Regions from separate parts of the Mus musculus genome. Here region 2 is linked to region 1. The links are chromatin loops, found by intact Hi-C in ENCODE. Cell type or tissue: gastrocnemius. All regions are shown on one strand. Links, peaks and the distances in the headings refer to the core of each region. The heading gives the core; the rest is flanking DNA. Region 1 has its middle 3.0 kb from the start of Kcmf1. Region 2 overlaps Kcmf1 (potassium channel modulatory factor 1).

What was found. A loop is a pair of places that touch in the nucleus more often than their neighbours do. Peaks named below come from ENCODE experiments on the same cell type or tissue, not always from the same donor. Only the 100,000 strongest peaks of a DNase experiment are listed, where the experiment ranks them.
Region 2: a loop joins it to region 1, with 2.4 times the contacts of the local background. A loop is called at or near these places in 14 of 42 quality-filtered maps.

Annotation. Positions count from the first base shown.
Region 1 is chr6:72,900,328-72,905,705 of GRCm38, forward strand. No RefSeq gene overlaps it. Among named protein-coding and RNA genes, the nearest start is that of Kcmf1, 3.0 kb to the left of the region's middle. In gastrocnemius, for the core only: a CTCF peak has its summit at 2,183 (motif pointing left); no DNase peak of the experiment used is centred there; H3K4me3 peaks cover 834 bases; H3K27ac peaks cover 1,112 bases.
Region 2 is chr6:72,842,853-72,848,230 of GRCm38, forward strand. Kcmf1 (potassium channel modulatory factor 1) reads right to left here. Exons shown (of 7, transcript NM_019715.2): 6 at 5,373-5,378; 7 at 1-278. The coding sequence ends at 17. Among named protein-coding and RNA genes, the nearest start is that of Kcmf1, 54 kb to the right of the region's middle. In gastrocnemius, for the core only: no CTCF peak of the experiment used is centred there; no DNase peak of the experiment used is centred there.

The DNA.
Region 1 (5,378 bases), core at 88-5,087:
GGCAGTCGGGCCTCCGGGGCTCGCGGGTCCCCAGACCCAGGGGGAGGCCGAGGCCTAGCGAGCCGGCTCGGCCGCCCGCTCGAATGCGCTGCGGGAAAAACTTGGTGGGCTTCGGGGGTACTTTGCTTCCGGCTGTGTGTGCAGGTCTTTCCCTCCACCCAGGCTCCTTACAGGCTACTTTCTCTTCAGGCATTGCTAACTCGACAAACACTTGAGACTACCCCTGACCACGTGTCAGTGGTGGCGTGGCGCAGGTAGAACAGATCGCGCCCTGGAGTTAAGACGTGTTCAGCCCTGGGATTCTGGTTCTGATATGCTCGGTGTAACCTTGAACAAGTGACTTAACCTTGCTGAGCCTTCGCTCTAAATTGGTTCGCTTTGGGTGGTTAATTTTGCCTTGGTAGTCTCGAGATTGGACAAAGTTCCCAGCTAAGTTTACTGAAACTAGGGTCCAAGGTACTGCTTGCTTTGGCGATTTTCCTAATTTGCCCACCCTCCACCGACTGTGGGACCTGGACAAAGCGTTGGTTGCCTTAGCTTCTGTGACTTTCAAAAAGGGCAAGCATATCAATAGATGCAGGAGAGATACAGTACCAAGATTCGACGTGTAGAGTAGCAAAGGAAGGACCCTATTTGTTACAATATTTTATTGAATATGATTTAAGATATGTCTGGTTTTGAAAATACTAAAAGGCTTAATCCGAGAGACTACATAGTAGGTCATCCCTGTCTACCCAAGAAACTAGCTGTAATTAAATTGGGGGTGGTTTTGAGGCATGACCTCAGATAGCCCGAGGCAGTCCTTGAATTGCTCAAGTAGCTGATTCTGACCTTCCCATCTCCCAGGGGCTGGAACGAAAGGCATCTTCCACCACACCCCCACCTAATTTGGGTTTAAATGAGGACTAGATAACAAATATTTCTGTTTCGGGTGTGGAATTCCGCACACTACAGACCGGCCTGAGGAAGACTATGCCTAGTAGGGCTTACAAAGGGAGAGCAGGGTTTGTAGTTAGCCTGATCGACATCCTGGTTAGTGGGTCCTTTCTGACAACCCTACACATTTTATTATTGGCAAGTGATCCTGGGTGTAAGCCAGTTCCCTGAACTTGAGCTGTGAAAGTCAGGCTAGCAGCTCTTAACGCATACACAGGTGGTGAATAATGGTTTTTTATAAATTTGTATCAAAGTTTGTAAGCAGTTCTGTAAAAATGCTGGAGCATTTAGAGTAGCCAACAAAAGCAACACTTCCAGAAAGGAATACCAGTAAGTATGGAAAAAACTGGGTGAAAATAGAAAGGAGACTATTGAGGAGGAAGAAGGGGCTGGAGCTGTGAGGTGAAGTGTGCCCCAAGTCCCAAGTCTACGGAAAAGTCACTCAGGGTTGTGTACAGGCATGATGCTAGGGGAAGAAACATTAAAAACAAGTCTTACTGTATTGAAGGGTTAGCTAGTTTTTTTTTTTTTTTCACCTGCCTCTGCCTCCCAAGTGCTGGGTTTAAAGGCCTGTGTTACCACTGCCCGGTAGGGTTAGCTAGTCTTGTTCATGGGAGGAAACATAGCTTGGTCTGACCTCCAAGGGACTACCATGTTTTTTTGACAGTGATTTCATTGTTAGTATCCCAGCTTAGCCGTGAATCTCCAGCTCTTCCTGCCCTAGATCTCCTTCCCATGCCTCCTTGGTTTCCCCCATGTCCAGTTGAAAGTCACAGGTATCTTTACCAAACTTACTGTGTTCCATAGATGGCCCAGTTCTAGTCCTTAAAACAACAGTCAGATAAATCCTAATGAGATTTAAATACCATCAGTAGATCAGCAGACAATAGCTGCACCTTTTTGTGTTTTTCTGTACTTCTTTAAGGTTTTAAGATTAGGGGGAAATGAGCCAGGCGTAGTGGCACACATCCTTTAGTTCCAGCACATGGGATGCAGAGGCAGGCATAGCTCCCAGCCTGGTCTCCATGGAGTGTTCCAGGACAGTCAGCAGAGCTACACTGGGAGACCCTGCCTCAAAAAGACAAAAAAAAAAAAAAAAAAAAAAAAAGATTAGGGCAAGTGTCCAAGAGAAGGGCCAGAGAGATGGCTCAGCGGTTAAGAGCACTGACTGCTCTTCCGAACCCTGAGTTCAATTCCCAGCAACCACATGGTGGCTCACAACCACCCGTAACAAGATCTGGCGCCCTCTTCTGGAGTGTCTGAAGACAGCTACAGTGTACTTACATATAATAATAAATAAATCTTAAAAAAAAAAAAGAGTCCTGTCAGTCCTGTTAAAGCATGAAATAAGTCACCTGGACACAAATGACGTGAGCAATCCTATGCAGCAGAGTGAGGCTTGGGGAGCTAGATAGTCTACTGAGGACTTTTGAGATCATATTCTCTACTGTACTTGTAATCTTGACATTGCTGGGTATGCTTGTCAGAGTTCTGAACTATGAACCTGTCCTTAAGCAAGAAAATCAATAGTGTCTGGGCTCAGTGGCTCAAGCTGTAATCCCAACACTCAAAAGACAGAGTCAACCTGATTTACATAAGAGATTTTTACCTCAAACAAAAGTATGACTAGAGGTAACTCAGCAGTTGAGCGCACAGAAGTCAGATGGCCTACAAACACCTATAACTTCAGTTCCATGGGTTCCAATGCTCTCTTCTGACCTCTGCAGGCACCCTTGTATGTGAGGCACACACACGTAAATAAAACTCAGGTGTCTGGGTTTGGTTTGTTAAAGAAAAACAAGTTCCAAGCCAGCCATCTCATAAGGAAAAAGTACTTTGAAAAAAAAAAAAGCAAGGTGGTGGCACACACCTTTAATCCCAGCAGGGCCATCTCACTCAGAGTTCAAGGCCCTGGTGTTCCAGGACAGCCAGGTCTACACAGAGAAACCCTGTCTCCAAAAACAAAAGACAAGCAAGAGCCAGGCATAGTGATACATGCCTGTTCTGGCATTTAGGAGTCAGGACAAAGCCAGCTAAGCTGCACTGGTACAAACAAAGAAGCACCAAAAGGTCTGGGGAGATGGCTCCATGGCTAAGAGCACCCAAGAGCAACTCACAGCACCCAGGTCTGGCTCTTCACAAAAGGTCTGGGGAGATGGCTCCATGGCTAAGAGCACCCAAGAGCAACTCACAGCACCCAGGTCTGGTTCTTCACAAAAGGTCTGGGGAGATGGCTCCATGGCTAAGAGCACCCAAGAGCAACTCACAGCACCCAGGTCTGGCTCTTCACAAATGCCTCCAACTCCCGTTCCGGGCACCTGTCACCCACCCTCTTCTGGCTCCAGAAGCACCAAAACACCTGTGGCATACGCACATAAATTGAAAGTTAAAAAACCAGGTGAGTTCCTGCGAGCTGTAGGTAGGGCTGCTGTTAACAGCCTGACGTGCTTTCCGCCATCCCGACTTTCTGCTGTGGCCCTTTGTCTCCGTGTCCCATGTTGATTCCTGCCTCTGGGCCCTGCACCTGCTCTCCATTCTGTTTATTGGGAGTTGAGATAATTCAAGCCCCAGTTTAAGTCCATATTCCTTGTACCTTACTTAGTAAGCTTTTCCTGTCTGCTCAGTTTGTGCTTGTTAAAGCTAGGTGTGTGATGTTTTTCATCTTTTTTGGTAGATTGAGGGGGGCAGGAACCACAGGCCCTCCTTCCTTCACCAGGATGTACTAGTGATAAGCGAATGGATTAGTCATTTGGAGCCAAGATGAAGTGGGATCATAATCAAAGGCAAGACATTGTGGGAGGTAGTGAGGCTGAGAGGGCAGGACAGCTCCATTCAGGAGCTTCTTGTTTGTTGTGTGTTTGGGTTTTTTTGTTTGTTTGGTTGGTTGGTTGGTTTTTCGAGACAGGGTTTCTCTGTGTAGCCCTGGCTGTCCTGGAACTCACTTTGTAGACCAGGCTGGCCTCGAACTCAGAAATCCACCTGCCTCTGCCTCCCAAGTGCTGGGATTAAAGGTGTGCCCCACCACACCCAGCTTTGTTGTGTTTTCTTAACACAGAAAAGGGTGCCATGGATGTCAGTGAGAAAACAGCTGGCGATAATTGGTAAAGGTTTATAATAATTTTTCTGTTTTTCATGTATGTATCTGGTACACATGTATGCTTTATGATTTGGATGCACATACCTGTGTATGGAGGCCAAGAGTTAATGTCAGAGATCTTTACTTGGCTCTTCCACCTTATTCATTGAGACAAGGTCTCTCAATCAAACCCAGAGCTCACTGATACAGCTAGTTTTTGGATTTCTGGAGTTTGGAACTCTGAATCCCAACCCCTCACATTTTCATGAAAAGTGGTTTATCCACCGTAGAGATAATCTCTTGTGCATTGTATAGAAACATTCATCTGTCAGTAAAATGCTGATTGACCAATTGAGCAGAGAAAACATTAGAAGGTGGGACATCTGGCAGAGAGGTTTGAGTCAGGCACAGGAGATTCTCCCACAACATCGGAGGAGGTAGACACATGAAGCTGAGGACCAGGTAGCTAGCCATGTGGCATGACTTAGAGTAAAATAAATGGGTAATTAAATTATGAGCTAGTCGGGGAAACAAGCAAAGCTTTATTCATGGCCTAGAATCTTTATTCATGAAATATTAAGTCTCAGCTTCGTTATTTCTTGGAACAAAGTGGATGGGTGGAAAAACATCATTTGCAGATGGCTTTAGTTACAACCCACTGAGGGTTAGAAATGTGTTCCCATCCCCCTTATAAAATAATCTAAGAGGGCCTAAAGAGATGGCTCAGAGACTAAAAGTGCATACTGCTCTTGCCGAGGAACCAGTCTTAGTTCACCTTCCTGTGTGGCTTATAACCACTCATTACTCCGGTTTCAGGGGGGTTCTTGAATATAGAAATATAAGGGACTAAAGAAATGACACAGTGGCTACTGGTTAGTACTGTGCTTTCAGAGGACCTGAACTTGGTTTCTAGTACCCAAGTCTGGTGGCTCCCAACCAGTGTTAAGTCCAATTCTAGGGCCTCTGTGGGTACCCCAAAACTCAAGAACACACACGTACAGACACAGAGTTAAATATTAAAAAAAAAAGTATAGCTGGGTGGTAGTGATGCATGCCTTTAATCCTAGGACTCAGAAAGCAGAACCAGGCAGATCTCTGAGTTCAAGGTCAGCCTGGTCTACAAAGTGATTTCCAGGATAGCCAGGGCTATACAGAGAATCCCTCTATCAAAAAACCACCACCACCACCAAAACAAATCTTTTTTTTTTTTTTTTTTTTTTTTTGGTTTTTCAAGACAGGGTTTCTCTGTGTAGCCCTGGCTGTCCTGGAACTTACTTTGTAGACCAGGCTGGCCTCGAACTCAGAAATCCGCCTGCCTCTGCCTCCCGAGGAGTGCTGGGATTAAAGGTGTGCACCACTACGCACG
Region 2 (5,378 bases), core at 64-5,063, 57 kb before region 1:
TCGAGTGGGGAGGTCATCAAAGAGGAGGTGGTGGAGGCTCATTTCCTTTATTACTCTCTTTTAAATTTAGGTTTTCTAAAGCAACATCTAAAGGCATAATATCTACACAGCCCATAGCACCAAAATCTGCCATCTCCCCCCGATCATCCTCATCTGAGGACGAGCTCTCTTCGCGCACTAACGTGGAAAGAAGGAGCTCCTGGACAAACAGGCTGCGGTCCGCACGCTCGCTCTCCATGGACTGGCGCTCTGCTTCAGACATTTTGGGATCATTCAACCTGTACAGGTAAAAAAGGAAAGACTGTATTGGTAAAAAGTCCATGAATAATGAACGGCGAGGCCAAGTTCTATAGTCTGCTTGGGACGCTTTGTTTGGTGACCTCAACACGTGAGTTATGTTCGGATAAATCTCCACACTGTGTTTCAAACCTGAGTTCAGTGGATTCGGTGAGGCTGAAAACAAAACAAAACAAATAAACAACCAAAACAAACGAGCAAACACAGAAACTAAACCATAGAGGCAGCCAGACTAGCTTTGGAGAAAATCCTGGTGGAAATTCCTCTGAAAAAACAAAACACAAAACAAAGCAAGCAAGCGACTGCTGCCTGCTGGAGGCTTGGGATCAGCAGAGCGGGCACTGATTCGAGTGCAGCTCTAAACCACTAAGGACCTTTCTCTTTCCCGCTGTACTCTTCCTGAATACAGGTATGCACAAAGACTCAAGAAAGCATTTTCTTTTACTCTTCCCCATTTCTTTTGGGGGGGCCAGGGTCTTCTTGGGTGGCCTGCAACTTGCTAGGTAGATCAGGAAACCTGACCTACAACTCTTAGATCCAGCCACCTCTGTGTCCGGTGCTGGGATTAAAGGCTCATACCACCATGCTGGCTTGCTTTCTCGTTTGAAATGCGTATGTACCATCATAGTAAATGTAAGGCGTCCGGTCGAGTTCCTCCCACCTTCATGTGAGGCCTGGGGTTGACATCAGACTGCTGGGTTGATTATGTCACCTCATCAGACCACCATGCCATTCTCCTACCAAGTTCCAAGAGGATGGCAAGACATGTCAGTGGCATGACAGTCACTGGCTGACCATGGAACATGGACAGATATTAAAAGTTGAAAATGAGCCTGGTGTGGTGGCACACGCCTTTAATCCCAGCACTTGGGAGGCAGAGGCAGGCGGATTTCTGAGTTCGAGGCCAGCCTGGTCTACAAAGTGAGTTCCAGGACAGCCAAGGCTACACAGAGAAACCCTGTCTTGAAAAACAAACAAACAAACAAAAAAAAATGTTGAAAATACTGCCAGGTATTTTCAGGTGTGCATGCCTTTAATCCCAGGACTTTGAAGCCAGGAAAAAAGCTGAAAATCCTACTTACTACTAGCTATGCTGTGACCAACAACCAGGCCTGACTCTGTGTTCTGTGTGCATCTTTCTGGCCCCAGCAGTTGGAATTTACCATTTTAAAGAAAGAGGAAACTCAAGCAGAGATCAGCTAACTTGCTCAAAGTCTCAGTTAAAAACTACCAGAGTGATGAGCTCTGCGGCTCAGATAAGAGAAGAGCTACAGAACTTAAAAGGGGCCAAAGTTAGTTCACCAAACACCACTACAGCCACACTGAAATGGCCCCTAGGACCCATGGTCAAGAGCATTTTAAGAATGTCACAGGAGAATACTAGCAGATTGGAGGCTGAGTAATAGCTACACATTCCCAACAATTACTGAGGTTTTCAGCTCTGGAAGAGGGCTTTGGTCAATGTTGGGAGAGAAGTCAAATCTATAACAGAGATACAGGGTGGATAGAAGATTAATCACATAGTATCAGATGAACTAGAGACATACAAGAAGAGGCATCCCCTGCTGGGAAATATTGGAAGTCAGTATTATTCTAATTTTAAGGGAAAGAGCTAAGAAAGTGCCTATGTCTTGAGGTGCAGATAAAATGTGGCACTAGGATTCAATATTTTGATGAGTCAGAAAAGAGCTGCTAAGCTAAAGATCTTCAAACTAAGGTTAGCCAAACTAGCTGGTCCACTCTCTGACTTAGGCACTTAACATGCCAACCATTTTTGACCTCCCTGGAAAAAACAGTGTCCTTATAGTCAGCTCCAGGATAATATGAACACTTCACACAGAGCAGGAAATAAATGCCCCTGTTGATGCTGCAGTTGCTTTTCTTTTTTGGTTTTTCGAGACAGGGTTTCTCTGTATAGCCCTGGCTGTCCTGGAACTCACTCTGTAGACCAGGCTGGCCTTCAACTCAGAAATCTGCTTGCCTCTGCCTCCCAAGTGCTGGGATTAAAGGCGTGTGTCACCATGCCCAGCTTGCAGTTGCTTTTCTGTTCAAAGTTTATAAAGCATGCTAATACAGTTGAAGGTCCAAAGAACCCAAAAGCAAATAAGCTGGTCTTTAACTACAATGTAACCTAGGATGACTTTCAATATTTGATCTTCCTGCTTCCACCTTAAGAATGATAAGGATTGGGGCTGGAGAGATGGCTCAGTGGTTAAGAGCACAGACTGTTCTTCCAGAGGTCCTGAGTTCAATTCTCAGCACCCACATGGTGGCTCACCTGTAATGGGATCTGATGCCCTCTTCTGGTGTGTCTGAGGAGGACAGCTACAGTGTACTCATGTATATTAAATAAATAATTCTTAAAAAAAAAAAAAAAAAGAATTATAAGGATTATAGGCAAATTTTACCATGCCCTGTTGCTGAAAGTTGAGGCAGGAGCATGAGTTCAAGGCCAGTCTAGATTATAGAGTGAGACTCTGGAAGGGAAAGAGTAGGAGAGGAAGATCTGCAGACTGCAGGTCACCATGCATCTATTACACAGCTTCAGGAGACAACGGTCCTTTCAGAAGTCAGTGTGTGTCTAATGACAGAGAGTGTGAGACAACACATTATGCTCTGGTCATTTTTTAAAAATCTTTTTTTAGGGGGCTGGAGAGATGGCTCAGTGGTTAAGAGCACCTACTGCTCTTCCGAAGGTCCTGAGTTCAAATCCCAGCAACCACATGGTGGCTAACAACCATCCGTAATGAGATTTGACGCCCTCTTCTGGTGCATCTGAAGACAGCTACAGTGTACTTAGATATAATAATAAATAAATCTTTAAAAAAAAATCTTTTTTTAAATGCACAGGAAATGAAATCACTCTGATTAACTCTACCGAGTAGTTTGGAATTAAAAAGATATAGAAAACACATACATATACTAAACAAAAACCAAGAGGGCAATGTCTTCCCAACTGTCGCATGCACCTGAGTGCAGGTGTCTGTGGAGGCAGATGAGAACACTGGATACCACGGAGCTGGAGTCACAGGCACTTGTAAGCCTCCTGGTATAGATGCTGCAAATCACACTCTGGTTCTCTGCAGGATCAGCAGGTATTCTTCACCACTGAACCCTCTCTCTAGCTCCTTGACAACTTGCTCTGTAGACCAGGCCTTATTTGCCTCCTGAGTGCTGGGATTAAAGGTGTGTGCCACCGTGTCAGGTCTTTTTTTTTTTTGGATGCACAATTTTGCAGTACATAGACTGGCCTCGAACTCTGGCTTCATCTGTAGCCATGAGCTTTTCTCTTTGTTCCCAGAAATAATGACTCTGAGAATTAGATATGCTCCTATATGAATAAATGCCTAGACCATAAGCTTTGGCTCATTCCAACTATTTGTAACTTACATAATCCATTTATTTTAGTCTATGCCACACAGTTGGTTACCTCGAAGTTTCATGCATCTGACTTCCTCAGAATTTGGGGTGAATCTCCTACTTTTAACTCTTCCTAGAATCCTCTCTCTCTGCCAGATGTCCCACCTTCTATTTTCTACCTCAGCTAATAGGCCATCAGTTTTTTATTGATAGGTGATTCTTCCACACAGTACATAAGAGATTCTCTCTCTATTCACCCTCCTGAATGCTGGGATTAAAGACATGAACCTCCATGCCTGGCTAGTAAGACGTCCTTTTCTTGGCAAGATATTTCACCCACAGTGCAGCCAACTTCCAGGGAGACACACACTGGCAGGCGTGTTTCAGGTGGGTGCCCAGACTTCAAAGGGCACAGCTGTTGTTCAGTCTCTGTAGGAAGGTAATGATGGCAGCAGGCAGAGCCTTATGCAGCTTACACTGACCCACTCTTGCCTGGTGGTAAGAGGTACTCACTGGCCTTATAGGCTACTGCAAAGATAAACCACTCTGAAAAATGCCTCCTTAAATTCACAATAAATGACAATGATCAGTATTTTTAATAATCCCTCATAACTGGCAGGATTCCTGAATAGGGTACTGATGATAAAACTAAAGATAGGAAAAGATTTGTCTTAGGGCTAAATGTTTTAAGTGGCAAAGCTGGGACTCTAACCATAGGATCTTGTTTGAGCACTTCTCATTCTATGCCTGCCTAAGCACTCTACTATGCATTGTGTTCCACCTACACACACGTTCTACTGCACTGAGGGATTTAAGTGCAAGAAGAAAGGAGAAATTGTAGTTTCTTGTAAAGTCCCAAAGAATCACCATACACATTATAGTTTAGAAACTTGATTTTCATGTAGCCAAGCTGGCCCTTGAAATCCTGATCTTCCTCCCTTTTCCAAGTGTTGGGATCACAGGGAAGCGCTATGGCTGGTGTATTTAATACTGGAGACTCGTCCCAGGTTTTGTGCATGCCAGGCAAGCACTGTTCCAACCTAGCTACATTCCCAAGTCCAAGTTAACTATGCCATAGACTAATTTTCATGTTACTATTTTCAGAACGACTTATGTGAATGAATGTTTTGCCAACATGTATGCATGTGCATCGTGTGCATGCCTAGTACCTGAAGAGACCAGAAGATGGTGAAGTCACTGGGCAGGTTGTGAGCTGTCATGTGGGTGCTGGGAACTGAAGCCAGGTCTCCTCAGGAAAAAAAGAGCAAGGCTCCAAGTTCTGAGTGAGTCTACTGCTTGCTACCTTTCTCACTAAACTTGAACCTTACCAACTGGCTCAACTGATGGTCAGGGAGCCTACCAGGATCCTTTCGTTTCCACCTCTTAGGGCTATGGCAACAGAACCCCCTTTTCCCATAGGTGTGGGGATCTGAACTGAGGTCCTCATGCTGGTGCAGTGAACACTACCCACTGTGCCATCCATTAATCCCTCTTTTGTTCTTTCTGTCTCGGCAGACTTTAATGGAAAACTAGAAGCAATATAAATTATTAAATAAATTTAGCTAATAAAAGTGTGTAAATATAAATGAAATGATACAGTATTTTAAGTGTTATGTGTAGTATGTAAAAGAAAATTATTTCTAACAATGATTTATACCTTGTAAACACAAACACCAACATTTACTTTACCCGAAACACACTAGTAAACAAAATACCTTGTT